Linked DNA regions of Homo sapiens: region 2 is linked to region 1. A link is an interaction called in ENCODE POLR2A ChIA-PET data of the cell type or tissue named here. Cell type or tissue: OCI-LY7. All regions are shown on one strand. Each heading gives the region's core, and the rest is flanking DNA. Links, peaks and the distances in the headings are about the cores only.

Evidence for each region. Peaks named below come from ENCODE experiments on the same cell type or tissue, not always from the same donor. Only the 100,000 strongest peaks of a DNase experiment are listed, where the experiment ranks them.
Region 2: POLR2A ChIA-PET joins it to region 1 with 10 read pairs; 2 of 35 experiments call an interaction of 5 or more read pairs at or near these places.

Annotation. Positions count from the first base shown.
Region 1 is chr9:75,603,610-75,619,801 of GRCh38, forward strand. No RefSeq gene overlaps it. Among named protein-coding and RNA genes, the nearest start is that of PCSK5, 280 kb to the right of the region's middle. In OCI-LY7, for the core only: no CTCF peak of the experiment used is centred there; DNase peaks (open chromatin) are centred at 9,292 and 11,852; H3K4me3 peaks cover 2,626 bases; H3K27ac peaks cover 5,465 bases.
Region 2 is chr9:75,664,605-75,680,796 of GRCh38, forward strand. It overlaps the pseudogene LOC124902351. Among named protein-coding and RNA genes, the nearest start is that of PCSK5, 220 kb to the right of the region's middle. In OCI-LY7, for the core only: no CTCF peak of the experiment used is centred there; a DNase peak (open chromatin) is centred at 6,937; H3K4me3 peaks cover 717 bases; H3K27ac peaks cover 1,014 bases.

The DNA.
Region 1 (16,192 bases), core at 4,600-12,599:
ATGATGTTTTTGAGGTTCATCTGGAAAATTTGCAATTAAAATAGAAATTTTTGATGATTCTGCTCAGAGAGTTTCATAGCCGTATTTTGAAAAGCACTCTTCTGATCCAAACTTTTTATTTCATAGATAAGAAAGCTGAGGTGTAAAGAATGTAAGTTACTTACCTGAAGTGAAATATTACTGAGAAATATTTGAAACATGTGTCCCTGGAGAGAATTCCATGAATCATTTAATTTTCCTTTACGTCTCTGCGATGAGAGATTGAATCCTTCAGCAATCATATCCTTAAAACCAATGATATGAGATCTAGTGTGTGAATATATTTTGGATTTTCTTCTGGATTACAAAATATTATTGCCAGGGCTTTGCTTAAGTTCAGAAAAATTTACTGAGAGACAGAGTGTGATTTAGTAAGAAAACAGCTCTACAACCTTCTTGAAAATAGTACATTTGCTTTTGTACATGGTGAAATGTAATGAACAACACTCCTCAACTTGTACTTTCTAACTTCACTGATAGAAAAGATTTCTTTCTCACCTGCCTATCCCCATGCTTTGCAGTTGGAAACGGGTTGTGTCTTTGTGGAGGAGCCAGCATGGTGAGTGTTTTCCCCACCCTTTCTGGATCACAGGTCCCTTTGGGAATCTGATGAAGGCTCTGAAGCCTCTTAGGTGGAGGAGATGGAGGAACACAGGTAGGTCATGTGGCAGCTAAGCAGGAGGACCCAGGATCAGGGACACCATAGACAGGGGACAGTTGGGAAGGTCCATAGAGGACCAGCTATAGCTCCAGGAAGCACTCCACAAGCATGCGTCAAAGCTCTGTAAGGGCACTCCTGCTGACTGAGGCTTTTGATCTCGGGGAGCTCGGATCCACCCCATCAAAGCTAAGCCTAGGTCTAATTTACAGATGAGGAAACTGAATTTCTGGGATGACAAAGACCTGCCTGTAGCCAGTTCTTAGCTTAGTCCTGCAGCCAGTACCTAGCTCATGACTTTAACCCTTAACCCAAGCCTGCTGGACTTCATCACTATCCTGTGCTCTCTTCACTGTTTGATCTAAAACTGAATGTAAGAGAATGATATTGGTAGCACATCAGCTAGTGAGCATTATAGGCAGGGAAACATCTCAAGGTCCTCAGTATTTGATCACTTATTCACAGGACCATTTTAAAGGGCTTGTACGTGTCGTAATGACAGTTTATGAGGCCATTTCCCCTTTTTGTTGCTTCTCTAAAAACTGGAAGTGCTACCAATGCCATAAAAATACAATGAGTTAATCTTCCTCCAAAAGTAGTAAAAGAAAGGGGAAATGACCAGTGTATACCATTTAAAATAAGCAGACAATTCTAAAGATAATACCCTGATTTTCATTTACAACTTTCTTATGCTCATCTTCAGTACTCCAGAGTGGACATTTGTAATTTATTGATCCCAGATCAGAGCACCCAGTCCTTGTCCTGAAGAGACCTGTTATCTCCTATCACACCCTTTGGGGTTTGAGACCAGATGGATGACCTGGAACTGACTTCTGTAATCCTTCTTCAGAGCTCCAGAGAGCGAAAACATGTGAATGCCAAGAAAATAAACAGATGGAGTGTGTGAATTACTTTTATAATTAAATTACATATTGATATGTAGATGTGTACAGTCCAACAAAAATTTTAAAATTGGACAAATTTCTAAACAGTCAACACATAATCATTATATTTTTTAAGTTGTCAAAATAATCACATTCATCAATAATTATTGGTCTCTTTCTGCTGAATCTGCTTCTCAGTGGCATTGAGTATGTCTTTCCCTCTGCTTTGAATTCTCTTTCCTTCTTTCTTCATCTGCAAAACTCTCAGTTAATCTTCAAGACTCAGGTTCAAGATTCAGCTACTATGACTTCCCTAGCATGATGTACGTAACTTCATTAAAACACACAACTTATTGTAGTACAGTATTGGTTTTCCTGTTTGTCTCCCTATGGGATTATGAGGACTCTCCACTCATCCATGTTCCCACCACCTAGTGTGGTGCCCTGCATGCTGTTGATACTCAGCACTGCTAGACAATAGAATTAGTGAATGTTACCTTCTTGTCACTGGATCTACCAGCCTCAAGTTCAATTTCCTACATTCCCTGATAATTCTGGCATCATGCTTCACTTCCCTTCCTCATCTCTTACTATCATCCTGAGAAACTTCCATGTGGTTAATATCCAACATCCTTGATTTAAAGTCAGGGATTTTCATTCTGATTCTACTTTATGAATTCATCCCTATAATTCAAGAATGGCTCTTGTCAATTCACCAAAGTGAATTTTACTTCCAAAATAGTAAATTCCACTGTGCTGTTCCATAACCTAAATTTCATATCCTTTCAATCCCACTAAACCAGATTTCAAGTATGTTAGGACTTCCAGTCCATTCCTCTGACATTATTGAACTACTCTTGGACATGATTCCTTCTTCATCTTCTTCAAATTTTTATGAAGGGTCATTTCATTTCTCACTTGCAACATCATCTCCTATTACCTTCTACTAATCCTATCCAAGAAATCTCCACTCTAAACCCTACAATATAATTTCATCATTCTTATATCTGGACTACTTGATAATGCTGGAGAAAATAACCTAGTCTTTCAAATTATTGCCAATATGAATGTATGTAATCTAATGTGCATCAGTGCTGCTCGTTTTTAGAATGGGCAGTTGACTTTTGAAGTCTTCACTATTATTTTCTAGTTAACTTCTTGTTTCAGGCACCTCTTACACATCATGCCAGTACCTCTTGGCTTGCCCTCTGTCGTGGGTCCCCAGCTTTGCCCCAGCCACCACTGCAACCATCTGCTCTTAGTTTCACCCACCATCTTCTCATGGACTCAGTAGCTCACCTCCCACCCTGGGGCTTCCCTGGGAACCTGCTAGGCACTGAGGTGTTAGCAAACTAGTAGTGCGGGGGAGTGGACACTCTCTGGGACAAACCATTAACCAATGGAGATAGGAGCTGCTAGAAAAATGATTTCCTTTTCATTCTCACTCCCTTCCAGGATGGTCCTGCGATATTTCATACAGCCTTCTGCAGATGGACCTCTGATGTCACATAATCAGTTATACTTGATAGCAAACACAACTATCTCAGTAACGTGCCTTCTCATCCTTGTTCTTGGACTATTCTTGGACATGATTCCCTGTCTTGCTTCCCTTTTTTCTCTCTTCTGCTTTCTTGGAATTGTGGGAATTCCTCCTCTCTCACCCTCAAACACACATGATAAAGCACTAATTTTCTATTACTTCATTGTGTGTGTGTGTGTGAGGGTGGGTGAGGAGGAATTCTTAGCAATCCAGGTTAAGACACTTCCTGTGTTCCACTAACCTCACTGCAAAGAGACAACTTGCTTTCTATTTTATAAAGAGAACAGAGGTTACTAGATGTGAAAATATTCAACTCTCTTGCTCTACATATGTAAACTTACTGTTTCTGTGTTTGTCCCCAGTCTCAGAGAAGAGGTATCACTTCCTAGCATTTTGGTTGGTTTTATTTTGCTATTTTTTTTTTTGAGATGGAGTCTTGCTCTGTCGCCCAGGGTGGAGTGCAGTGGTATGATCTTGGCTCATGGCAAACTGCCTCCTGGGTTCAAGTGATTCTCCTGCCTCAGCCTCCTGAGTAACTGGGGTTGCAGGCGTGTGCCACCACACATGGCTAATTTTCACATTTTTAGTAGAGAAAGGGTTTCACCATATTGGCCAGGCTGGTCTCGAACACCTGGCCTCAAGTGATCTGCTTGCCTCAGCCTCCCAAAGTCCTAGGATTACGGGCATGAGCCACAGTGCCCGGCCTTTTTACTATGTTTTGGAGGCTATCCTCTCTCTTCCTTCAAAACCCATTCGTTATTAGTTCCTCTTTTCTTTAATTTCATTGTCTTCTTTATTATAGATCATGTCCCATAGGTTATAAATATACACATATTTCCTACATTAAAAAAGAAAAAACTCCTCTAAAACTATATTCTTCTTCTACTATGACCTTCTCTTTATAGCCAAGTTTCTTAAGGGCCATTAACAGTCTTTCCTCCCACCCCCCTTATCATCCTTGAACACACTCTTCACTTCATGTAATGTGGTTTCTGACCGACCTCGCTGCTTACATTAAGCTGTTCAAGCAAAGGCTGCCAATCATTTCATCATTACCAACTCTTAATAGGCAGTTTTCATATTGATGTCCATAAGCTTCTTGACACTTTGCAACACCATTTTCTTCCTTAAACTCTTTCCTCCTTTGATTCCAGGATTCTACTCTCTGCAGAATCCCAAACCCAATTTCTGACTGGTCTTTTTCAAAAGATTCCTTTGCTGTTATATTTTCCTCTGTCCACCTTTAAAGAAGAGATTTTTGAAAGATTTCCATCACCCTACCCTCACTGTCCCTCACTCTACATACTTTTCCTATGGGATCACATCCACTGCCATGATTCTAACTAATGCCAATATTTTGATGGTTCTCAAATCTCTCTCTAACCTAAATGTGTATCACAATACAAGGCTTACATGTCCATCAGCATAATGGGTATCTTCATCTGGCAAATCAACGAAATATGGCAAAAGTCTCATGAATGTATTATGTTCCTTCTAACCACAATGCTCTTCTCTGCCATTTTCACCAGTCAAACTCCTTTTCTCCCTTCAAAATTCACTTTAATGTCATCTTATTTAAACCTTTTCTGATTCCTTGGGTGGAGTTGATCCCTCTGTCTTTTCAGCCCCACTCTGGTGAACTTCTTCTAACAAACTTTCAGTGGTAACTTACTTATGCCTAGCCCCAGAGAAAGAGAGATGAACTCATCCTAGAGCAGCTCACACACCAGCCAAGAAGTCACTTCAGAGGTACGAGTTCCTCTAGTAAAGGAGATATGCAAGAGATTCTGGGAAGACCATCATTTTCAAAGTTGTTTGTGGACCCTGGGGAAGTCCTTAAGACCCTCTTAAGGGGTCTGCAAACACAAAAGTACTTTCATAATAGTATCAAAACATTATTAATCTTTTCACCATATTGAAATTTGCACTGATGATGCAAAAGCAATACTGGATAAAACTTGGCACCTTATAATCAATCAACGCAATTATCAATCAAGCTAGTAGTAGTTGGATTTTTCATTGCCACCCACTCACTGTAAAAGAAAATGTCAGTTTCACTTTAGAGTATCCTTGGTGAAACAGTAAACATTATTAATTTTAAATCTCAAGCCTTGAGTGTAAGTCTTTTTAATAGTCTGTAGCAAAATGAGAAGTACACATCAAATAATTCTGCTGCATATTGAAGTATGGTGGTTATCTTGAGGAAAGGCACTTGTTTGAGTTGTAACCTAGACCAGCCACTTTTTGTGAAATGCCATTTTTACTTGAATGACTGATAAGCAAACAATGGTTATTTAGACTTAAATATTTGGCAAATATTTCTTAAGAATGAGTGAGAGAGCCTGTCCCTTCAAGGAAAACAACTCACTGTGTTTGTCGCCAGTGATAAAATTCAAGCTTTCAAGTGGAAATTGGCATTTTAGAAACACATCCACCTGTAAGTTTGACAGAGTCCTAATGTTTAAGGCCTTTTAAAACGAAATTGATGGTGATGTTAACAATGTGATGTTTTTTTCTATTATATAATGAAATGTGCCAACATTTGGAAGATATGCATAACTCAGTGAACCAATACTTTCCAAGTGACCAATGCATGATGTTAGAAAATCATGCACGGGTAACAGATCCTTTCAGAGTGGAAGATGATCCAGTTAAAATTCATCAAAATGGTTTCAGATTTGACATTGCAACTAACCTGTAAAAAAATTACAACTTGGCAAGTTTTGATGCAGTATTAAAGAAGAATATCCACAGTTATCTGAAAAGGCTATTAAAATTCTACTCCCTTTTCCAAATACATATCTGTGAGAGGCCAGATTTTCTTCATATACTTCAACTAAAACAACATATCTACAGCAGATTGACTGTAGCAGCAGATATGAGAAACCAGCTGTCTTCTTTTATGCCAGACATTAAAAAGATTTGCAAAAGTACAAAACAACTCCACTCTTCTCATTAACTTTTTTGTTTTAGAAAATACAATTTGTTAGAAAGTAATTTTCAAAAGAAAAGTAAAATCATGACTCTCATACAGATGTAAAAATAAACATGGGCTAATGACTTTATTCAACTCATTAATCAATGAGGGAATTAGGCAGATATTACAAACAGTTCAAATAAGAAGCTAAACTGAAATTTATATGGAGTAAAGGTAGATTAAAATAAATTGTAAATAGGGGCAAAGAGGGTTTTCCAATCTAGTCTTTATCAGACAAAATTTGCATGTCTAATAGCCAGCTACAGTTTACAGTTATAAAACAGCTCAAAGAAAAGAAAGACTAGACATTGGTAACCCAGAAGGAATGTCCTCTAAACAATGCATAGTTTCCCATTGAAACAAATATTTTCAAAAAGTTAATTTTTATTACAAAATGATAGTTATGTTAATGGGAAATGGGTTTGTTACTATTTTATAATAACACAATAAATCAATATTTTAAACCTTTTTTACTTTTAATTTCTAATATGGTAAATATAAATAGATATATTCCAGACAAACAAGAACTCTTTGGAAGCCTCCATAATTTTTAAGACTATAAAGGGGGTTCTGTGACTAAAAAGTTTGAGAACCACTGTAGTAAGTATTCAACAGATTAATTAATCCTCACCAAGCCTGCTCACTGGATGAGAAATTCCTCCATGATCAATCGATCCTGTAGTCTGATCTAACTTCTCCCAGAGAGAACTGGGTGTGTTGCTTTCCCCTGGCCTTCTTCCAGGATACTGCTGTACTGAGTCCATGTGGATCACACAAGGCTAACCAAATCCATCATTCCTTACATCTCTATTAAGGCCACTAGCTAAAAAGTATGCTGCTCTGGCCATCTCTCTTTCAACTCAACTTCTCTCTAATTTCCTTATCCTAATTTATTCCATTGCATGCTTGATCTGTGACAAATGGCTTTTTCCACTTCCTTGACCTCATCATTAAATGTTTCTTTCATCTCCTGTCTATGCTGAAACCTGGTCCTCCCCTGAGTGCTGCTTTCCTGGAAGCTTTATTGAGAGGCAGCTGACCAATCTCCACGTACTTTAGAGTCAGGGGGTAGAGTGGGCACACTCCCGTTCCCTGGTATTGCTTTTAGACCATTACCCCACCTGCTTACGCCCCAAAACAAGTTCCTTTGAAGTTCATATCATCCATCTTCTACCCTCATTGTCATCAACCACCTACCCTTCATTCGTTCCAAGCTACTGAAGATTAGGCATCAGTCATTCTGATCTGTTATCATTCTGGATGAAAAACACTTTCCAATTTTGACCTTTTGAACTCTAATGACTTCCACTCCATTTCTGTGATCATACCCTAGAATTTGTGCTCCTGGGGAACTACTTCCCTCCATCCAAACCTCACGCTTCCTAGTCACAGTTCCATATTCGTCCCCTTCTCTCTGTTATTCTCACCACATCTGCTCTTCAGTCTCTTTGTGATCTCCACTCGCTTGTTCCTTCAAGTGTCATCTCCACATCATCTTCTTTCCCATCATGACCCTGAGGCAAATTTTTGGGGTCACTCTCTTGCTAAAGTCTTCAAGTCCTCAGTGTCTTTTTTTCCCAGCTCCTCTGCCTGGTGAACTCCTAACTTTACAATTCTCTGAATGTTTGCCACTTCTGCTCCCACTTCCATGGCTCTGAGGGCTACACATGGAGCTTGACACTATACAAAATGTTTTCTAATTTTATACAGTCTTTAAAGATGCCTTCAATCATACTATGCCTGTGTCAACTCTCCAATTTTTCCCATATCCTTCAACCCTCACCTCTACTATCTCCTTCTCCTGTGTATCAAGAATGCATCTGCCTCCTTCTTTAGTGGGATGAAAGGATGCTATCATGTGAGCTCTCTCAATTTTCTGACACTCCTACCCACAACTACATCACATGTAACTTTGCTTCCTCCTGTCTGGTCACAGTGGGAGGGTCAGAAAGTGTCCTTTCTAAGGCTGATCCCTATCCCCGGAAGATGGATCAAACAGGAGCTGTGCTGTGGGTTGAAGGAGGGAGCCAACCTGCAGTGACCCCACAGGGAAGGGCTCAGGGAATCAATACCTCAATCTCACTTATCTTCTGTCTTCCTTTGTCTCTTGCTGATGCTTCCCATTAACTGAGCCCAATTGGAAGCCAGAGGGCAAGGGAGCCCACTGATACAATTCATAACAGTTTCATCTCCCAGGATACAAGGCAGAGAGAAGAAGGCAGAGAGTGCATCTAGAAAGCAGAAAGAAAACATCCACCACATCCTCCTTCTTTAGAGCTAGGGACTGAGAATGATCTTCTACATTTTGCAAGCTAATGAGATTTGATCCCCAAGGCACAGAGTTCTAACTAATTAATGTGTAGGGGGCAGGAGGAGTGGAGAGGAGTGGACTAGGCCTCTTCTTCCGTATTCTTCTGTACATCAGGTCCTCTAGCTGGAAAAGAACTCAGCACTCTCTCAACAGTGCCTGTAAAAGGAAAGGCAACACCCTTACACCTTCTCTCTTGCTGTCTGCCCAAATAGCACCTGTTATCAGGCATTCTCTAGCTTGGTCACATGGCCTTTTTTCCTTAATCAATTGTCAGTCTATAAAGACACTTCTTCTCCCCTACATGAAGCAGTATTCTAAAGGACTTCACCTGTGATTCAGAAGGCTCAAGCAGCACTTAGGTCAATGATTAGTACTTACCTCAGAGCCTTTTGTGAGACCAGCTGCCTCCAGTCACCTATGGTGGAGAGCTGGATTGAAGGTCTGAGGAGCTCAGAGAGGTAAGATGAAGACATTTGTCATTTTTTTTTCTATATAGCCAACTTAACTTCTCCTAGCTCTTCTTTGCTTGAGATAACATCTGGAGGCCCCATTTATTGCAGCAAGAGATTGCTTTTGATTTTAAACATGTATACTTCTGTCATAAAAATTAATTTATATCCAATCACTGTGTGTAAGAAATTAAACAAAAAGGTTTTCCAAGCCCTAAGCCTTGTTACAAATAAATATGTGCAAGCTAGGTTGACACTGTGTTTTAAAAATACTGTAATACGATGGGGAAGATGAATATCTGCTCTTCTGATTTAGATTTGAGGTTAGATCGGGTATGTTTGTACCAGAGTCAGCCAGTCTGAATTGCAAGCAAATCACCTTCGGTGAGATCAGATCATAACGGAAAATGAAGTCACCCAGCCAAAAAGAGTTGAGTCTTACAAAAGACTTCCTTGGTGCTCCTGTTTATATAGGCAAATTACTCACTGTGATGGCTCCTAGGCCACTGCACTGGCTGAGCCTTTGCCTGCTATTTTTGAGCCAACCATTTATCACAACTAGAGCTTTATTAAAAAGTACTCTCCACTCTTCAGAGAACAAATATGAAAATGTGGTTTCTGAAGATATCAGAACCATTTATTTTTGAAGTTGGCAGCACTGGCTGTGAACACACTGCTCTGGGATGGATCTCTTCTGTTGAAAGAGGAGTTATATATTTTTCAGAACAAGCTTTTCTCCTTTCATCCACATGAAACAATGAAATATTAAATATGGTATGAAAAAATTAAAGCATTTTGAAAGGGAAAGAAAAAGAAAATCACACCCCTGATTGGAAACCACTGCGGGAAGCCTCTCTGATAATAGGGAAGAGAAAGTTGTTGGGACCAGGGCTCTCTAATCATTCCATCTGTCCCCTGGCTTCCCTGCAGAGCTGGCTGCCCTGCTCTGGGTGACAGCACTAGCTGCTTCCCCTGTAAGGGTGATGGGAGCAGATGGAGCATCTTTGGGGTGGCTGTCCAAGTCTGACCAGGACTTTCTCATAGAACGCTAGGAAAACTAGTTGAGAAGTGAGAAAATCAGCCAGTTAGCTAGTTAGCTGCTTGGGATGAGAGACGGGTTGGAATTAGAAAGACTTGAAATCGCCTCTGAAATCCATTTTCCTTCTGTTTTCTTTTCTTTTCTTTTTTTCTTTTTTTTTTTTTTTTTTTTGAGACAGGGTCTCACTCTGTCACTCAGGCTCACTGCAGCCTTGACCTCCCAGTCTCAAGTGATCCTCCCACCTCAGCCTTTTGAGTACCTGGGACTACAGGCACATGCCACCGTGCTGCCCGGCTAATTTTTGTATTTTTTTTGTAGAAACAGGGTTTTACCATGTTGCCCAGGCTGGTGAAATCCTTTTTCACATCAAGCAAAATAGAGTTAATAATATCTACTATCCACCTGGAGGGACTGATTTGGATCATTAATGTAAAGCACCTGGCATAGAGCAGGTATTTGTCATAATGACGACAGCAAGCACTTAAGTTGTTCTTGTTATACCAGACACTTTCCCAAGCACTTTGTCTTAACTCATTTAATCCAAAAATGACCATATGACAAAGGCATAATTTTTATCCCCACTAAAGACAAAGAAACTGAGACACAGCAAGGTTAAGTAACTGCTTCAAAACACATACCCTGCTTATAAGAAGGTAATGCAGATGTAGGATTTATACCCAGGTAGTCTGGCCCTGGATCTCAATCTCTAGTCCTGTGCTCTTTAGGATAGAATAGTCTATATGAATTAATGTTAATTATCCCCTACTCATAGTAACAGTCTGGTTTTCTTTCCACAGACATGAAAGGTGGTTTGTCATTGTTCTTTTGGCTTAAACATGACCCTGACGAAATTGAGGGTGCATCTCAGGACTCTGAATTTCTCTTTTGCAGTAAATGACCTTCCTTTTTACTGTCTAAAAAATCCAACACCCTTCTCCTTGATGATATTTAGTTTAAGTCCATCGTATTCCAGCAGAAACCAGCTGACTTCACTGCATTGATGAACAATGGAGAAACAGCTGGTTAATTAGATATTTCTGATTTTCAGTGGATTGTCAGGGATTTGTGAAGACATTTTATCTTATTTTTTTCTTTCTATAACTTTTGGGGTACAAATGGTTTTTGGATACATTAGTGAATTGTCAAGTGGGGAAGTCTGAGATTTTAGTGCACTCATCACCCAAGTAGCAGACATTGTACCCAATATATACTTTTTTATCTCTCACTTTCATCCCACCCTCTTCATCCTTCTGAGTCTCCAGTGTCCATTATACCACTCTATATGCTTTTGTGTACCCATAGCTTAGCTCCCACTTATAACTGAGAAAGTATGGTATTTGGCTTTCCATTTTGAGTTACTTGTGAAGACATTTTAAAGGTAGAGAATCACAGACCATCAAGATGCAATCTAAGATGTCATCAATAAACCTAGGTATCAGTTGCCAAGTAGCAGCCCCTACTGATTGAGGGGCAAAAATTGAATTATTGTCACCTTTGTAGGTGGAAACAAAAAGACACCATGTTAAATCAGGATCTTGGCTTGTCCTGATTTATATATTAGTCTTGCTCTACATAAATTGATGTGTTTTTTAAACATGACTTGGCAGTCATCATCCAACATTTAGGAGTGATCGAATGAACTGAAGGCTGCATGAAAAATTAATTTTGTAAATATATTAGAATTTAAATTTCTAAAGAAATGTACTATTTTGTAAAATCACTTTGTGAAATGGGGGCTTCTCCTGTGAAGAAATATGTTCTAGTTAGCGTAACTATTCAATACATTCAAATTTGGTATGTGAGGTTTCTTAAAAAGAATTACATGTATATCAATCAGCAACAGTGAAACGGCATAATCCTGAGTCTTTGAAGGGCACTGGAGTTTGAGAATGATGTTCTCATGGGTGTCACATTTCATTTTTCCTGCGGTATCTACCTGTGAGTTGTTGGCAGTAATCCAACTGTAATCAGACACCATCTGTGATTGCTTTTCTGTTTAACATCAAAACTTCACTGAATATAAATACCTCCCTTCCTTCCATCACCACCCCTCTCTCTGCTTCCTCCTCCCTAACAGACTTCGGATTTGTTCTCTAGTCAGTTTATTCCTACCCAAGAGGTCCACAGGTTACAATGTAAGAGCAAGTTGCGTTTTCCAAGTGTCTGTGTGTAAATTGTACGATCGTGTATCAGTAGATATATGAGTATGACCTAAAGCATAAAGAAGTTAAATTCTTGAGCTAGGTTTATCATGAGTTCAGTCTGATAGCAATTTTATGTTTCTAGTTACAGCTGATATTGCAAACATAAGAAAAGCACTAAAACCACACAGGCACAATGGCATTTGAGGGGTTGTGTGGATGATGTCTACCCACATATGTTTCAGTTGTCAGAAGATTCTGTCTTTATCTATGGTGATGATTCGATATTACATGCTCTTGTAGTGCCATATTTACATAAAGAAAGGAATGAAATGAGATGGGGTTGGGACTTTAGCAGAATGGCTCCAGAGCAGGAAAGATTGGAATTGATCTACTGGACTTGAAACTCATTTTAGCTCTAAGAATATATGCATTTTGCATTCGACCCTTAAAAAGATATGTTTAAATTATTCCCCATGACAAATATATTTCCTTTTCTTTAAATGTTTAATCAGCACAAGTTTCCTGTTCAGCTAAGGTATAGCAGCACATCTGTGTAAAGGGAAAAAATATTGCTGGTGTAGAGAGGTGATTCCTTTGCCCTTCTCCTGGCAGGAAGGCAGTCAATATGCAGGTTACTATATTTAGTCACCTCTATTTTCTGAGCACAAGCTGAGTTAAATCAGAGAGTTCACTCAAAACAGAATAAAATAGAAAGCAAGAACTGAGAGGATTAGAGGAATCCTTAACTATAAAGGAAGTATACAGTCTTTGTGGGTGTGGGGAGAACCAGTAGAAAAACAGAGGGAGCTGCCATGCCAGGAAAAGGGGTTTTTGAGGGACCCAGGCAGTAGAGAAGGGGCTTGGATTAGGGCACATGAGGGAAAAAGTATACATAGATGTGGAAATGACCAGCAGATACATGGGAAGATGGAAAGATAGAGGAAGTAGAGATTTGGGAATCATCTGCAATAAAGAGACAGTGCTGCATTAATGAGTTCTATTGGGTAATATCCTAAATCATATTTAGCATCTTATCAGGTTGTTCTAAATAGATTAATTTACCTTTGAAAAAAGGAATAACGTACATTTCAGTTCAAGATAGACTGAACACAATCAACTCCTTCCCTCTAGAGGATATATTAAAATGATAATACAAGCTTTTTCAAGAGTGGAAAGAGAATAAGAAGGGAAACTGCAGTAGATGAGAGACTGCAAGAGATTTCCAGAAGATGAAATGTGGTTGGAGGCATGGAGACAAATGAAATAGAGCGGAAAAGCACAGGATGTGCTGTGAGGGTCTGGAATGGGGAAAGGCATCCACCTGCCTGGAGGGGCTAAGTGTGTGGAACCACAGGAATGATAAAAGAGGACTGAACAGAAGAGGTCAAAAGGGGAGCATGGAATAAAGGGCTGTGCCCAGCAGCCTTGTTTGCTCCCTGACCCAGGCAGAGTTTCATGCAGCCTGGCCATTGATTCCAGGATCCTTCTCTAGAGATAATCCAGGAAAAGCCATGCCCTCTTTTGAAACTCTTTTGACCCCTCAGAAGAAGACATTCCTCTTTCTGGCATTCAACCTATAGCCCACTGCCCATAAAGCTGATCTTTCAAACTGTCTGACCCTCCTACACAGATCTTACAGGTTGACTCCCCTGCCAAGGAGGGGACTACTGAGGAAAAATAAAAATTTCCTACTGAACAGAGGAGGAAGCAGACACACTCATCACTAATATGACTCATCCAGGGAGGATCAAACACATGTGGAAAACAAATACTATGAAAGAAAAGGACCACAGTTATCAGAGAAAATAGACATAATTCAGAAAATAGAAGAGGACTTTTAAAGAAATCCTTTGGTACCCTCAACAAGATTCGAGAAGCTATTATATCCATAAAATAGAATCAAATCGCTGTGAAATAGGGACAAAGAACCAGTTGGCATGCCTAAAAATTGTATGAAGTATAATTGCTATAAATGCAGAGGATCTACAAAACATAGAGAAAAATAGGAAGAGAACATAAAAATGAAATAAATATGAAGCATAGAGGCTTAATTCAAAAATATTTATCTTCTGACTAGGAAGGGTTTAAGAACAACAGGTCTTAATGAAAAGAAGTGTGTGCTAGGGCTGGCATAACAAAGTACCACAATCTGAGTGGCTTAAACAGTAAAAATTTATCGTCTCACCGTTCTGGGGTTGCTGGAAGTCAGAGGTCAAGATGTCAGTAGGGTTGGCTCCTTCTGAGGGCTCTGAGGAAGAATTGCTCTATGCCTCTCTCCTGGCTCTGTTGGCTTTCCAGCAGTCTTTGGTGTTCCTTGGCTTGCAGAAGTATCACCCCATCTCTGCCTTCATCTTCTTGTGGCATTCTTTGTGTTTACATGTCTGTTTTATGTCAACATTTCCTTCTTTAGTAAGAACAAAATGTTTTTGGATTAGGACCCACCTTAATAATCCATCTTAACTTGATCATCTGCAAAGACTCTATTTCCAAATAAGGTCACATTTGCAGGTACTGGGAGTTAAAACTTCAACATGTTTTTTTGGAGGTGGGTACAATTCAATCCATAGCAGGATGGAAATTTCTTTAAAAGCTAATAGAAAAAATATCCCAAAGATAAAGATAGGCACAAGGATTTGAAATGCAAAGAGATACTGAGGGGCAAATGAGACGAATAAAAAAGATTCCTGTCTAGAGACATCTTCATGGAATTTAAAAACAAGAAGTTTAAAGAATATTCCTCAAGCTTCTAGAAAGGATAAACTGGTTGACTTCAAAGAATGAGAATCAGACCATCACGAGACTTCTTAGCAACATCAATGGATGTTAGAAGAAAAGTTTTCAAAGTACTGAAGGAAAAGCATCTTCAAGCTAGAATCCTTTTGCTTTTTTTTTTTTTAAATGCGGTATAACACATGGGGTAAGATGCATAAATCTTAATTGTACAGCCTGATGAATATATATCTGTGTCACCACCAACCTCATCAAGATATAGACTATTTCCATCATTCCAGAAACTTCCCTAATGCTCCTTTCCAGTCAATACCCATCACTCCCCACCATTCAGGTAATCAAAATTCTGACTTTTATCACAGTTGATTTTCTTTTTCTGTTTCTGAAATTTAATTTAATCATATAGTATATACTTCTTATGTCTTGATTTCAAAATTTACTATAATAGTTTTAATGTTTATCCAAGTTGTTAAATGGATCAGAAGTTCATTCATTTACTGAGCAGTATTCTATTACATTATTATAGCATGATTCATTTATTCATTTTCCTATTGATGGACATTGGGTTGTTTCTACTTTGAAGCTGTTAGGAAATAATTAAATAGTCCTCAATAACAATGTTGCACAAGATTTTGAGAAATACTAATTATATCTTTTGATTATATACCTAGAATTGGAATTGCTGTGTCATAGGTAGGTTTGTGTTAAAATGTATGAGAAATTGCTACATGGTATTTCAGTTTCACCCTTTCATCAGCAATGTATTCTGAAGTTTCACGGGATCTACATTTTCTCCAGTATCTGGTATTATCAATCTTTTCTTTTAAAAATCTTTTATTTTAGCTTCGGGGGGTACATATGAAGGTTTGTTATACAGATAAAATTGTGTCATGGGAGTTTGGTGTACAGATTATTTCATCATCCAGGTACTAAGCATAGTATCTAATAGTAATTTGTTCTGATTCTCTCCCTCCTCCCACCCTTTACCCTCAAATAGGGACCTCCCACCTGGGAGGGAGGCTGTACCCTGCAAAGCCACAGGGGCAGAGCTGCCCAAGACCATGGGAACCCAGCTCTTGCATCAGCATGACCTGGATGTGAGATCTGGAGTCAAAGCAGATAATTTTAGAGCTTTAAAATTTGACTGTCCCACTGGATTTCAGACTTGCATGGGCCCTGTAACCCCTTTGTTTTGGCCAATGTCTCTCATTTGGAATGGCTGTATATACATAACACCTGTACCCTGATTGTATCTAGGAAGTAGCTAGCTTGCTTTTGATTTGACAGGCTCATAGGCGGAAGGGACTTGCTTGTCTCAGATAAGACTTTGGACTATGGACTTTTGGGTTAATTCTGAAATGAGTTAAAACTTTGGGGGACTGTTGGGAAGGCATGATTGGTTTTGAAATGTGAGGACGTGA
Region 2 (16,192 bases), core at 3,298-11,297, 60 kb after region 1:
AGGGAGAAAAGCAGATTCCCATGACTGTACTTGTTAAACAAAGTTTTATGTTATCAACTTTCTGAGTTACTTAATATATGCTATTTTATTCATTATCAAAAATTCATTTGAGAAAAAAGAGCTAGTTTTCAGCCCTGAGCACCCCCAGGGAGAGTCTGTGTTATGTATGTTGGCACTAAGCCCAGACATATCACAGTACCTGGACTATGGCTGATGTTTAGTAAATATTTGAGCTTACGGAATTACCTAGAGAGCTTCTCTATTTCACTTTTAGCATCTCCTTCTCTGCTTTCATCCATCCAAAATCTTTATTCTCCAAGTCACTTCAAGTATTGCCTTGTGTGGCCTCGTCTGCGGCATAACCCCTTCGATGGCAAGATGTTTTATAATGGGGGTTTACGGCATTTCACTGAGGGTTGTATGCTGTGAAATGCATGGTAGCAAGATCATTTTTTAGGAATGGCTGGAATTTACAAATTTTTCAAACTGTCTCTCCAAAGAGCTCTATTAGGTCAGTTTTATTCAGTGCTAGTGTCATTATTTTGGGAAAAACTCTTGGGTCCTTCCTGGTTCTGCTCCTAGAAGCTGACTTTAGAGCTCCCCGGAGAGCATAGTGGGTGAAGGAAGGGAGTAAATAATGGAGCTACCAACAGTAGAGCCCCAACAATCAGCACAAAAATCCCAGTAAGTATCCTGTTATTCAGTTCTGCTGATTTAGCCATGGGCAATGCAGAGGGCTGTGGGATGCCCTAAAGCCCAAGGTTATGGAACCTTAATCAATCTATTAAATTTAGATGCCCATAAGCCTGAAGGACAGGCTTTCTTCTTAAAAATCTTCTATTTCCCATGAGGAGAATTCTATAAATAGGTTTTTTCTAGTTGGAAAATATGCCGAAGGTAGTGGAGAGCAGGTTACAGTGAGAGACCAAGATAGGATTTGTCAGCTGCCACCTTTACTCTCTGCATCAGTTCATAAATGTGACCTTCATGAGCCCTCAACAAATGAGAGAGCCCTGGAGAGTGGTAAGTTTCTTAGGGGACGCCTACATCTCTAGCAATGGAACAAAAGCACCATCATTTTCTTCACTGGAGAAACAAGTGGATTGCCTTAAATTTTTGAAAGTTATTTTACTTTTGTTTATTCAGGAAAACACACTACACTTTTGACACTTACTTCTAGAGAAATTCTATTTAAATGAACAGGAGGAAATCAGAGAGTTTAATAGAAAAAGATCAGCTTTGGTTTTAAAAGTGAATTGAAGCAAGCAAAAACAGCAAAGAAGCATGCTGTCATCATGAGGAGTTAGACTGCTAGAAGTAAAAAATAGTCTTGTGTTTGCACAGATCTCCATAATGTGCTTTGTACTGACTGTATGAGGCCGGCTTCAACGTGTTCTCATTTTTCTTCTCACTCATAAACCCGTGATTTCTAGTCCTTCACATAAAGACTAGAAGAGTGTATCTGAGCCCGACTCAGGGAGCAATTCTTTGGAAGCAGAACTGGCGTGTTTAAGACACAAAATGCGACTTTAGAGACCAAACTGCCCTGCCTCCCTGAAATTCAGTCTCCTCATCCATGAAATAAAGGGTCCGACAGAGTCTTTAGGTTCCCTTTCAATTCTAAACCTAATGATGACAGCACTGTAGCTATTAGCCTAACTTCCCCAGTTCACTTTTTAAGTGTCTTCTTTTTTATTTATTCATTGGAGCATATTGTAAAGAACATGGGCTTTGAGGTCAATAAACCTGGGTTTGAATCCCCATTTGGCTCTTTCCTAGCTCTGTGACCATTGACAAGTTACTTAACCTTTCTGAGATTCGAATTGCCTCCCCTGAAAAATGGTGATATGGTATCAGTGATGTGGTGAGGACTGGGTGAAATAAGCTATATACTTGCTACTGTGACTGTATCACTGTCCATTTTAAAATAAATAGTAGGATTATTACCATTCACCAAATATTGGTTGGGTGCTCCAAGCTGGCCCCACGGGTTGTAAAGATAAACATGTCCAGTCCCTTTCTAAAGAAGCTCACAGTCTTTTGGGGAGATAAATATATTAATAATTTACACACTGTAGTGTATTTAATACTACAGTGACAGCATGTTCCTTACTGATTTTGCCATTTTCCCTTTTCCATATAAATTATGTGTTATCCTTAATTTTTTATCACTGGTCCTAGGTGGGTTTTTTCACCTGTTTCTTTTCCACTTAGTACTACATGTGCCAAGGTATTTATTTTTTTTCCTAGTTGGGACTACCTAAATTCTCATTTCTTTACTTTCATTATTCAGATCTCTTATTTGTAAATTTTAGAGCCTCGCTAACTCAATTACTGATTTCTGGGAGAGTCATCTGCCCAGACAATTCCAGTTGTTCTGAATAGCATCTGAACCTTTCCGTGTGCTATCGCTAAGCAGTGGCTTTCTTGGCCCCTCAATTGCATCAGGTTTCCATGACAACATGAGTTTCCACTGATAGTTTTAACTTCCGTAGCTCTGAATTCCCAGTTGTTTTTCTCCCCACTTTCTCCATTACTATACTTCAATCCCATATTTTACTGAGCGGTACTCTGTAATTTTCTCTGTATGGCTTTAAATCTAAGTGTTTTAAATATGCAGGTGAAGTTTTTTTAAAACACGAAATGAATTTTATCTAGTATGGGTCATTTAGATTCTTGAGAACTGTAGTTACAAGGACGGGAGAGCAGTGATTGAAATTATCTACCGTCAAGCTATGGCAAACCCACCTGGTCACATTCACATCCAAGGATAATTAATGGGTGTGCCACATGTTCATTAAAATTATGACTCATCTTATCACTTACCACGTAACCAGGAACAAACCTCTATTTTCACTACTTTATGACTTTTCTATAAAAGGATTCTTGTGGAATGAAAAGCCCAGAGCGTTTCTCAGCTCAAAAACATTTTTTTCTTACTCTTTTTCTAACCTGTATTATCGGTTTTTAATTCTTATTCTGGGAAGTTAGAAATCATATTAATGGTTTTCCCAGTGGATCCTACGTGAATTCTGAGGTATTTTTGCCTTTGGGGGGTTTTTCACACGTACTTTGTAAAACTTGGACCTGAAGATATAGTGCAAACTCCAGAATCAAAAGATCAATTACATCACTTTGGAGGATGAGTGGTGGAAACCAACAACTGAAAGAAAAAAAGAAAGCAGTGGGCCTTGGGACATGCACATTGTCAAAAAAAAAAAAAAAAAAATGCAAGGGACTCAACTGAATCCTTTCGAATGACACAAAAAAAGACAAGTGAAAAGCTGGAGTAGAGGAGGCTGAAGAACTAAACCAAGACAGAAAAAAAAAGAAGAGTCAGCAGGAGGTTCTCTTAGGCACAACATCTGCTTTCTATTGCTTTCATTTCAATTAAGGAATCATGCTCTCTAGCTTTAGGGTATCAGCCACATAAGACCCTTCTCTCTCATCTGTCCCCATTCCAGGTATCTACCATATTTCTCCATCTCTCTTCCTCTATAGCCATCATGCCTCTTGAGCTTCTCACCCCCTTACTGCTATATTGCTCCCATTGCCCCTTACCTTTCCGTAATGATTCAGCCATTCTCTGATCTTCCTCTGTAAATCAGATAGCACTTATAGCACTTAATACAGTGCCTGGCACAGAGTAAGGTGTCAAAAAGTTTGGCTACCATTTTTCATCCCTCTAGCCTGACTTCAAAAACATTTATTTTATCATATTTCCCACATAATTGTAACTCCTCATGAGTTCCTATCTCCAAACATAAATTCCTTGGCTGGATATCTGAGGCTCACTTTTAACTGGCCTCGACGTAAATTTTCAAGATCACCTCTCAGCATTGTTGTCTCTGACCCCATCAGGCTGACAAATGGCTTTTGTTTAGGTCTCATGCATCCCTGCTCCTGCATCTTTAGCTAACTAGCACTTATATAACACTGGCTAACATTTATGCTTCATCTCTTTTGTTTCTCATACCAATACTATACAATTTATATTATGATTTTTCATTTTACAGATTAAGAAACTAAAGCTTAGGGAGGTTGAGCAATTTATTTAAAATGACAACTAGGATATGGCTTAGCCAGAACTTGACCCAGATTTATCCAAGTCCAAAACTCTAAATGGTCACCAGGACTTCATTCTTTTCTCTAAGCACCACCAACTGAAAAATCCTCCCTACTCGCAGTCTCACCTTTTCTCATAAGTGTCTCTTGACAAGTCGCAGAGACCTCAGTCTTTCTCTAACTCTTAATCATTTGAAGCCACAATCTTCTACTGTCTTGGCATTTTTTTCATGTTGGATGGTTTGTTGTCCCTATTGTCATCCCCTCGATCATTTATTTCACTTGTCTATGACAAAGATTGGTGTGTCTTTATTTTAATTATCAGAGTATCTAGTTTAGCACTTTGGGTGTAGAAGTTTACAAGAGGTAAAATGAATGAATGATTAGTATTGGAAGCATTGAGCTTTCAGCTGTATCTTTATTTTTCCTTTGAACACTTGGAAAAGATGTTTCTGCCAAACTCAGTGACTAAATATGAGGAGATAAATGTTAAGGGGCTGAACCAAACCTTCTTAAATCTTAACCTTGGGAATTCTGGCAAGAAACATCTGCCCTGGCTAAATGTGCTGCACATGACCAGATTCTCCAAATTATAGAGCAGTATGTGACAAAAGAAACTAGAGAAAAGGTCTATGGGGTTCTGGCTTCATGTTCCCAGGACTGTTAACAAGGAATTCCTGTTGGAAGTAAAAAGGACACATCCGGCAGGCAAAAGCATCAACAGCTTTGCAGATCTCAGCTGAGAACTGAGCAGAGGCTCCAGGAATAACTGTGGACTATGAGTTAAAAAGCAAACCGCTCAAGCATGGGCTTTGTTTCCTACCTGCATGAATTGAACCTCTCTAAAGTCTTACCTCTGTGTAAACACTGTATCTAAGATATGCTAAAAAAATATAGCCTGTAAGATAAGAGATTGTATATGGTGTTGGAAACCGCTGCATTGTCAGCACCAGAAAGCAAATTCAAACTTGTGGCATGAAATTAATGCATTTGTTACTCTTCATTTGTATTAAAGAGAATTTAATACAAATAGCAAAATTGAAGAGCTAACTTTCACACCTGCCACCCAAGCAGGGCTTTCTAGTTTTTGGTTGGTTGAATTTGGTCCCCCAGTATTCCAGAGCAGACTGGGAGTGACTGATTGCAAGCTGCTGTTAACAAGGCTCAGTGCTGTTATTGTCCTCAAGGGACAGAAGGGATTCTCTCTGGACTTCCAACTACCAGGCCAGGAGTGACCGTTAAAGAAAGAAGAGATGAGGCCAAGAGGAAGCATTAAATCATGTTGGGTCACGCCCCTTTAAGAGTGCAGGTACTGACTTGAGATGATTAACTGCACTGGCTATCAGTTTAAGTGGATTCAACCAGACAGGAAAAGAGAATTTGAATGGGACCACTTAAATGGTCAAGAATTCAAGAGCTGCTATATGAATTTTAAACAGAACTTGAATGCTTCGGATCCACAGAGTATTGCTTTGCTTTCTATTGATGCTGCCTCGGTCCTATGGAAGACAAAGTGGTAGCTTTAGTTAAACTGCACGTGTTCTAGTCCCTGAAAAGTTGAGTTTTATCTTTGTATCACAAACTGCTGTGAACGAGAGTCAGAAAATCCATCTTGCTTTTGTAGTTACAAATCGAGAAAAAGGCTTGATTGCACACCTCATCGGGGAAGATATTTATTATACCTACTGCCCCTAATCCTCGTGTAATGCTTCCTGTTCTCTGCTTTTTAATTTTTTTCCTTTGGTAAGCTAACATCAAATTCTTCCTGTTATCAGAATGTTTCTTTGTGTATTCTATTTCTAAGGGATCCATAAGTAGTATAGGAAGGAAAATCAGAATATTAATGCTACTTGTTTTATTTTTATTCACTCATAGTATTCCTTTGGGCTGAGCCTTTGCATTTTGTTCTGTTTTTCCCCCTCAAATTCTGAGCTAAATCTCTTAATCTCTTTTGTGCATAAACAGATCTCCAGTGGGAGATTTAACTGCCAACTTGAGAAGGACTAAAACATTTAAAGTTTCAGTACAGCCTCCCAGCTATGAGTAGTCCTAGTGGGTGTATCAAATACTGACCATTTTTGTAGCTTGTATATTGTTTTTTAGGACACTGATTTTAGCTGGTAAAACTGAAAACATAATCATGTTAATTCATTGGCTTTAAACTATATTATGAAGGTTCCGTTGTGACCTATTTATGATTGCAGAAGGCTGCGATAAACTACATTTGAGCTCTTAAAATTGTCATGCTCTGTTCTCACTCACAGGTGGGAATTGAACAATGAGAACACTTGGACACAGGGCGGGGAACACCACACACCGGGGCCTGTTGGGTGGTGTGGGGCTAGGAGAGGGATTGCATTAGGAGAAATACCTAATGTAAATGATGAGTTGATGGGTGCAGCACACCAACATGGCACATGTATACCTATGTAACAAACCTGCACGTTGTGCACATGTACCCTAGAACTTGAAGTATAATAATAAAAAAAGATATTAACATTTTAAAACAAAAAAAATTGTCATGCTCATGGCCTTTTCATCACTGTTGTCATATTTTTATGAGTATTCTCTAAAACTAGTCCTTTCATTATTTATTCTTTATCAAACACAGGAGGAAGTGAAAATATTTTCATCAACATCCATTTTTTTATTCAACCGACTTTTCTAGGGGCCATTTATTTTCTTCTATGCTTTTGGTTGCTCTTCACTTTAACTTTAAACACTGCTGAACTGCAATGAAGGGTTTTCCAGGCTGAGAATCCATAACTCAGAGCCAGTTGTACACATTTCCTAGTCAGGAGACAACTCTGGGAGAGATGAATTGTTCGGCAGAAGGACAATTACCACTGAACAAAGGAAAAGAGGAACTAAAGAGTTGCTATAATGGTGGCATTAGATATTTTTAACAAGCCAAGCTGTCCTAGAGATATAGATCTTCACTGGTATTTCCTGTTGATGATTTATGATATGGCTACATTGAGTGTCCTGTGGCCTCATATGCAGGAGACATTATTTTGATTTTTTTCTTTCATTTTTTGAGCTTCATTTTATTCCACAGAGCACAATCAAAGAAAGCCAGAGAGGTTCCTGATTAATATACCACATTCCATCTGAGCAGGTTCCTTTGGTTGAAGAAGAAGAGGGAAGGGGGACTGTTAAGGTTCGTATGGTAGAACAATAATAAACAACACCAGCACTAAATCATTCTCATCTTTACTGAAATACTATCTTTTACTCCTCAGTATAATTTCTCCTTTTCTATGTTCTTCTTCCCAACTGTTGAAATCAGCGTAAAACTCGACATTAAAATAATTTTTGATTTATCTCTTCAATTGTGCCAGATATTTTCAAATAGATCATAATTTCATTAACATCTCAGCAGCCCTAGGAAATACTTAGAATCATTAAATCCATTACAGAAACTTACACATCACATATTTGGTAACTGACAAAATCAGAATTCAAGCCAGAGCAGTCAGGATTAAAACTCAAAAGTCATATACTTCCCATTACATGATGCTAAAATCTTTCTGAATTTCTCTATATAATATACATTATAACTAAAAAGAAGAATTTCAGTATGCCAATAACTCATCCGGGGTACACTTCCTTTAAAAACTCCAAGCTAAACTAGATGATATTTTTGCACTCTGGAGCTTAGGCTCATTCTTTTTTTAAAAATTGAAGGATTATAGTTAAGCACCAGGATAAGAAAGGGCATTTTAGGACAAAAAGGAAGAGACTGTTTATGTTAACTGATGTAGAAACATTTCATGTTCAATTAGAAGCCTCTATTTAAGCCAAAGGAAAAAAATAGTTATTGTTTTGATGGCCTACTGTGATATTATAAAAGAAATCATTAAATCACATAACTCACAAAGAAAATGGCAACCCTTCACCAGATGGATGGTAGTAGCATATAATCAGGATCCTGAGATCAGGTTTCCCCCTACTTTGGAATAAATTATGGGTCTGACGTTTGTTTTTAGTTTCTTTCTTTTTAAACTTCAAAGATTGTAGTCAGTGGTTTAACAACTAGAGCTTATGAGTTTCATTTTCATTGAGTAAAAGAGAACATTCTAATTTATTTATTGACTCAGTACTAACCACTCCTGTTAGTGTTATATTTGATACTTCAGCTGGATTTTCTAATGTTTCAGTTTAGATTTTCCTAGAAACAGAGTGGAAGCAAGCATTTGAGAGTAAGTAGTTTATTTGGGAGGTGATCCTAGAAAATACCAGTAGGGAAGTGGAAAAGTGAGGCAGGGAGGAAATAAAGCCTATACTACATGTGTTTAGGAAGCCAGTTTCTACAGTAAGCAACTGTAGTGGATATTAGTTCTTACACTTTCCAATGAGATTAGAAATTAAGATTAGGCATTTATAAACGTTTGTAGCAAGTTGATAGTGACATGATATAAAAATAGATTTGTATTGTATTTTGCAAAAACTTTGGTTGGAAACAAACAAAAAAAAACTGGTACCTCAAAACTGGTGAATTTTTGCTTTTCTGGCCTGAGTTTTAGTGAGATATCCAAAAAAGAAAAAAGACATTTCCAAGGCCAATGTCCAGGAGCTTTTCCCCTATGTTCTCTTCTAAGACTTTTATAGTTTTTGGTCATATGTTTAGATATTTTATCCATTTTCAGCAATTTTTGTGTATGGTGTCAGATAATGAATGGTTCCGTTCCATTCGTTTGCAAGTGAAAATCCAGTATTCCCAGCTTTATTTATTTATTTATTTAGAGACAAGGGCTCACTCTCTCACCCATGCTGGAGTGCAGTGGTGTGATCATAGCTCACTGCAACCACAAACTCCTGGGCTCAAGAGATCCTCCTGTCTTAGCCTCCCAAGTTGCTGAGACTACAGGAACACACCACCATGCCCAGCTAAACTTTTTTAAATTTTTGTAGAGATGGGCTCTCACTTAATTGCCCAGCCTGGTCTCAAACTACTGGCCTCAAGCAATCTTCCTGCTTAAACCTCCCTAAGTGCTGAGATTACAGGCCTGAGCCACTGCATCCGTCCCCTAACACCATTTATTGAAGAGAATATTCTTTCTCAATTGTGTCTTCTTAGTGCCCTTGTCAAAAATGAGTTGACTATATATGTTTAAATTTACTTCTGGGCTCTCTATTCTGTCCCATTGGTCTATGTGTCTGTTTCTATGCCAGTAACATACTGTTTTGATTACCATAACTTTGTAATATAATTTAAAATCAAGAAATGTGATGCCTCAAACGTTTTATTTCTCAAAATTATTTTGGCTATTCTGGGTCTTTTATGGCTCCATAGCATTAAAACAAATTTTTTCTATTCCTGTGAAGAATGCCATTGGGATTTGATAGGGATTCTGTTGAATCTGAATATTGCTTTGGGCAGTATGGACATTTTAACAATATTGACTCTTCCAATCTATGAACACAAGTTATTTTTCCGTTTATTTATGTGTGTCTTTTTCAATTCATTTTACCAGTGTTCTATAGTTTTCATTGTATATTTCTTTCACCTTTTTTATTAAACTTATTCCTAGGTATTTTTTGATGCAATTATAAATGGTACTATTTCTTGACTTCTCTTTTGGTTAGGTCATTATGTGCATATAAAAATGTTACTCATTTTTATGTTGATTTTGTATCTTACAACTTTACTGAATTTATTTTTTAGTTCTAACAGTTTTTCATGGGATCTTTGGGGTTTTTAATATATGTAAGATTATGTCATCTGCAGTAGAGGTAATTTTACTTTTTTCTTTCTTATTCGAATACCTTTTATTTATTTTTCTTGTCTGATTGTTCTTGCTAGTACTTCCAATACTATGTTGAATAAAAGTGAGAGTGAACATCCTTGTCTTGGACCAGACTTAGTGAAAAGGCTTTCATTTTTTCCCCATTGATTATAATGTGAGCTGTAGGTTTTTCATAAATGGCCTTTATCGTGTTGAGAAACTTTTCTTCTATATCTAAACTGTTCAGAGTTTTAATCAAAAAAGAACATTAGACTTTGCTGAATGCTTTTTCCACATCAATTGAGATGATCATGTGTCTTTTATCATTCATTCTTTTAATGTGATGTAGTATATTGATTAATTTGCCAATGTTAAACTGGCCTTGCATGCCAGAGATAAATACTACTTGGTCATGATGTAAAATCTTTTTGATGTGTTGTTGGGTTTGGTTTACTAATATTTCATTGAGGATATTTGCACCAATATTCATCAGAGAAATTGGCCTGTAGTTTTCTTATGACACCTTTGTCTGGCTTAGGTATCAAGGTGATGTTAGCCTTATAAAATGTGTTTCAAAGTATCCTCTCTAGCTCTATTTTTTAGAAAAGTTGGTAGGATTCCGCTGTGAAGCCATCGGGTGCTGGGCTTTTCTTTGTTGTGTTTTTACTTGTTCAATCTCTGTTTGCTGTTGGCCAGACTTGGAATTTAAAACAACTGTAATTAATATGCTAAGGGCTCCAATGGATAAAGTAGATAGCATGCAAGAAGGGATAGGCAATGTGAGCAGAGAGATAGATATTTTAAGAAAAAATTGGAAAGAAATGCTATGGTTCAAAAGCATTGTAACAGAAGTGAAGAATGCCTTTGATGGGCTTATTTAGTAAACTGGACATGGTTGAGGACAGAATCTCTGAGCTTGCAGTTACCTTGACAGAAACTTCCAAAACTGAAAAGCAGAGATCCTCTCTCTTTTACTTAAAACACAGAACAGCATATCCATGGAGTGTGGGACAACTATAAAAGGTGTGACATATGTGTAATGAAAATACCAGAAGGAGAAAGAAGAGAGACAAGAATAGAAGTATTTGAAACAATAATGACTGACAATTCTTCCAAATTAGTGCCAGACATCAAACCACAGATCCAGGAAGATCATAGAACTGCGAAGAAGATAAATGCAAAACAAAACAACAAACACAAAAAATCCCACACCTAGGTATATCATATTCAAACTACAGAAAATCAAAGATAAAGAAAAAATCCTGATAGAAACCAGAGGGGGGAAACCCTGCTTTATCTATAAAGGAGCAAAGATGAAAATTACATCCCACTTCTCTTCAGAAATCATGCAAGCAAGAAGACAGTGGGGTGAAATATATTTAAAGTGTTGAGAGAAAAAAAGCAACATCTTAGAATTCTGTATTTCATAAGATTATCTTTCAAAGTGAAGAAATAAGACTTTCTTAGACAAACAAGAATTGAGGAAATTTTTTGCTAGTAAATCTGCCTTACAAGAAATGTTAAAAAGAAGTTCTGTAGAGAGAAATAAAAGTATATATGTCAGAAGCTTGAATAGTCATGAAGACAGGAAGAGCATCAAAGAAGGAACATGTGAAGATAAAATAACTTTTTTATTCTTAATTGAGTTAACATAACAATTTATTTAAAATAATAAGAGCAACAATGTATTTGATTACATGTTCTTACTTATATACGCTTATGATTATATTTGTTTATGTGTAAGTGAAATGAATGACAGCAATGATACCAGGGGTGAGGGGGGTAATGAGGATGATTTCATTACTGTAGGTAAGTACATTGCCCTTAAAGTAGTGTAGTGTTATTTGAAAATATATTTGAATTAGTAGTAAATTTATATTGCAAACTCAAGGGCAGACATTAAAAAGGTGAGAAAACAGAAGTGTAACTGATATGTTAAAAAAAGGAGAGAAGGTCAAGCATGGTGGCTCATGCCTGTAGTCCCAGCACTTTCAGAGGCCTAGGTGGGTGGATTGCTTGAGCCCAGAAGTTCGAGACCAGCTTGGGCAAACCTGGCAAAACCCTGTCTCAACAAAAAAAAATTTAAAATTAGCTGAGCATGATGGTGCACACTTGTAGTTCCAGTTACTCAGGAGGCTGAGGTGAGAATATTGTTTGAACCAGAAGTTCAAGGCTACAGTGAGCCAGATCATACCACTGCACTCCATCCTGGGTGACAGAGCTAGATCCCGTCTCAAAAATTAAAAAAAAAAAAAAATAGAGAAAAAATAATCATATAAAATGCTTACTGAAAACCGCAAAAGGCAGAAAGAGTAGAAGACAAAAATAGGAACAAAAAACAAGGATAGCAAATAGCAAACAGTAACAAATATAGTAGATATTAATCCAACTATATGAATAATCACTGGTCTAGATGCACCAATCAAAAGAGAATGCCAGAGTGGATCAAAAAACAAGAGCCAAGTGTATGTTGCCCACGAGACACACAGAATAAAAGTAAAAGATTTAATCCTTTTGGGGTTCATAAGCGTGATGACTGGGTTTTTGACACTCATGTGTGAGATGCACTTCTCTCAAACCTTTTTGCAATGTTGGCATACTATCATACCTGCTTGATGTGGAAAAAAAAGTAAAGGATTTGAGAAAGATATACCATGCTAACACTAATAAAAAGAAAGGGACAGTAGCCATATTAATTTGAGGCACAGCCAATTTTATAACAAGTAAAATTATCAGGAATAAATGGGGTATTGCATAGTAATATAGGGGGTTAATTCTGTAAGATAATGTAACAATCCTTAATGAATATACATCCAACAACAGAACATGAAAATACATGAGTCAAAAACTGATAGATTTCAAAGAGAAATAGATTAATTCGCTATTACGTTTAGAGACTTCAACATGACTCTGTTAAAAATGAATAGATCAAGCAGGTAAAGTACTACTAAGGTCGTAGCTGAATTCAACAACTGGATGTTAATCAACTGGATATAACTTACATCTATAGACTTCTTCATCCCACAACAGCCAGTTACACATTTTCCTCAAGTTTACATGAAACATTTACCAAGATAGACCAAATTTTTAGCCATAAAACACACTTTAACAAATTTAAAATAATAGAAATTATACAGTGTCTGCTCTCAGACCACAAGAGAAATAAACTAGAAATAAATTTCTTTTTTTTCCAGAAAGACAGCTGGAAAATCCCCCCAAATACTTGGAGATTAAATAATACATGTATAAATAATACATGAGTCAAAGAAGAAATTTTAAGATACATTTTTAAAATTTTTAAGCTGAATGAAAATGAAAACAAAACATTAAAAATTTCTGAGATGCAGTGAAAATAGTGCTTAGAGGGAAAGTTATAGCATCAAACGTATATACTAGAAAAGAAGAACGATCTAACATCAGTACTCTATGCTTTTACCTTAGGAAACTATAAAGAAAAGAGCAAATTAAATTCAAGGTAAGCATAAAAAAGAAATGCTAAAACTTAGAACAGAAATTAATAAAATTATAAATAGAAAATTAATAGAGAAAGCCAACAGGACCAAAACCTGGTTTATTGAAAATATCAATAAAATTAATAAGCCTCTATCCAGGCTAACTAAGAAAAAAAGAGAGAGGATACAGATTAAGAGAAAGAAAAGAGAGACTATCACTATGGATTCCATGACATTGAAAGGAAAATAAAAGAATATTATGAACAACTGTATGCCCACAAATTTGATAACCTATTAGATGAAATGCAACAATTCCTCGATAGACAAAATCTGCCAAAACTCACACGAAAAGAAATAGATTATCTGAATAGACATATATCTATTAAAGAAATTAAATCAATAATTAATAATCTTTCAAAACAGAGACCACTGGGTCTAGATGGGTTCACTGGTAAATTCTACCAAACCTTTAAAGGAGAAATTATACCAATCTACAATCTCCTTCAGAAGATAGAAGAAGAAGGAATACTTTCTAACCCATTCTATGAGGCCAACATTGCCCTAATAAGAACAAAAAAGAAAAAGACATCAAAATAAAACTACACACCAATATCTCTCATGAAAATAAATGCAAAGATTCTCAACATAATATTATCAAGTAGAATCCAAAGATGTATTTTAAAAATTATAAACCACTACCAAGTGGGATTTATTCCAGGTATGCAAGCCTGGTAAAACATTTGAAAATCAGTTAATGTAAGCCATTGTATCAATAGGCTAAAGAAGAAAAAAAATGTGATTATATCAATAGATGCAGAAAAAGCATTTATCAAAATCTAACATCTATTACTGATGATAAAAAAATTTCAGCAAACTAGGAATAACGGGGAACTTCCATAACTTGATTAAAAACACTTAGAAAACATACAGCTAACATTATACTTAATTATAAGAAACTTCAAGCTTTTTCAGTAAGACCAGCAACAAGGCAAGGATGTCTCCTCTCACACTCCTTTTCAATATCGTACTAGAAGTTCTAGCTGATACAATAAGACAAGAAAAGGAAATAAAATATATGCAGATGGGGAAGGAAGAAATAAAACTGTCTCTGTTTACAGATGACATGATTATTTATTTGGAAAATTAAAAACTAATTCAAAACTCTCTTGGAACTGATAAGTGATTATAGAAAGTTTGCAGGATATAAAGTTAATATACAAAAGTCAATCAGTTTTCTACATACCAGTAATGAATAAGTGAAATTTGAAATTAAAAGCACAATAATATTTACATTAGCACCCCCGAAGTTAAATACTTAGATATAAATCTATTACAGTATGTACAAAATCTACATGAGAAACTAAAAAATTTGATGAAAAAAGTCCAAGAAGAACTAATTAAATGGAGAGATATTTCATATTCATGAATAGGAAGGCTGATATCATCCAGATGTCAATACTTGTCAACTCGATGTATAGGTTCAATGCAATCTTAATGAAAATCCCAGCACATTAATTTGTACATGTAAACAAACTGTAAAGTTTACATGGAAAGGAAAAAAAATCCAGAATAGCCAACACAGCATTGAAGGAGAAGAGCAGAGTTGGATAACTAGTACTACCTGCCTTCAAGACTTATTATTATATAAAGTTACAATAATCAAGAGAGTGTGGTATTGGCAAAAGAAAAGGTCAATGGAACTGAATAGAGAGCCCAGAAATAGACCCATGTAAATGCATTCAACTTATCTTTGACAAAAAAGCAAAGAAAATATAACGGAGAAAAAAAATTCTGTCAGCAAATGGTGCTGTAATAGATGGGCACATGAGAGAAGGAAAGGAAAGAGGCGAGGAAAGGGGAGGGGAGGGCAGGGGAGAGGAGGGAACAGTCTAGGCACAGACTTTACACACTTCCTAAAAATTAACTCAATTGGATCCCAGACCTAAATGTAAAACACAAAACTATAAAATCCCTAGGAGATAACATAGAAGAAATTCCAGATAACTTTGGGGTGGGCAATGGCTTTTTACATATGACACCAAAGACACTATCTATGAAAGAAATAATTGATAAGCTGAGCATGATTAAAATGAAAAATCCCTGCTCTACAAAGGACACTTTCAAGAGAATGAAAAGACAAATTATGAACTGGGAGAAAATATCTGATAAAGAACTGTTATCCAAAATATGCAAAGAACTTTTAAGACCTAACAATAAGAAAACAAACAACTCAATTAAAAAAGGGACCAAGGACCTCAACAGATACCTCCCCAAAGAAGACATACAGATGTAAAATAAGCATATGAAAAGATGTTTTGCATTATGTCATCAGGGAAATGAAAATTAAAACAACAGTGAGATACTACTACACACTGATTAGAACGGCAAAAATCCAGAACACTAACACCACCAAATTGTGGTGAGGTTGTGAATAAAGAGGAAGACTCATTTATTGCTGGTGGGACTGTGAAATGGCACAGCCACTTTGGAAGACAGTTTGGCAGTTTCTTACAAAACTAAACAAACTGTTGCTATATGGTGTAGCAATAATGTTTCTTGTTATTTTCCTAAAGCAGCTGAAAACTTATGTCCATAAAAGCCTGTACTGAGACATTTATAGCAGTTTTATTTATAATTATTAAAACCTGAACAACTAAGTTGTCCTTCAGTATGTAAATGAATAAATAAACTGTGGTACATTTAGACAATAGAATATTATTCAGAACTAAAAAGAAATGAGCTATCAAGTCAAGAAAAATCATGAAAGAAACTTAATTGCATATTACTAAGCACCAATCTTAATAAGCTACATATTGTATGATTCCAAATATATGGCATTCTGGAAAAGACAAAATTATGGAAACAATAAAAAGATCAGTGGTTGCCAGGGATTAGAGTAGAGATAGAATTGTCACTGCAGAAACTTAAAAAATGTTTTTTTAATGA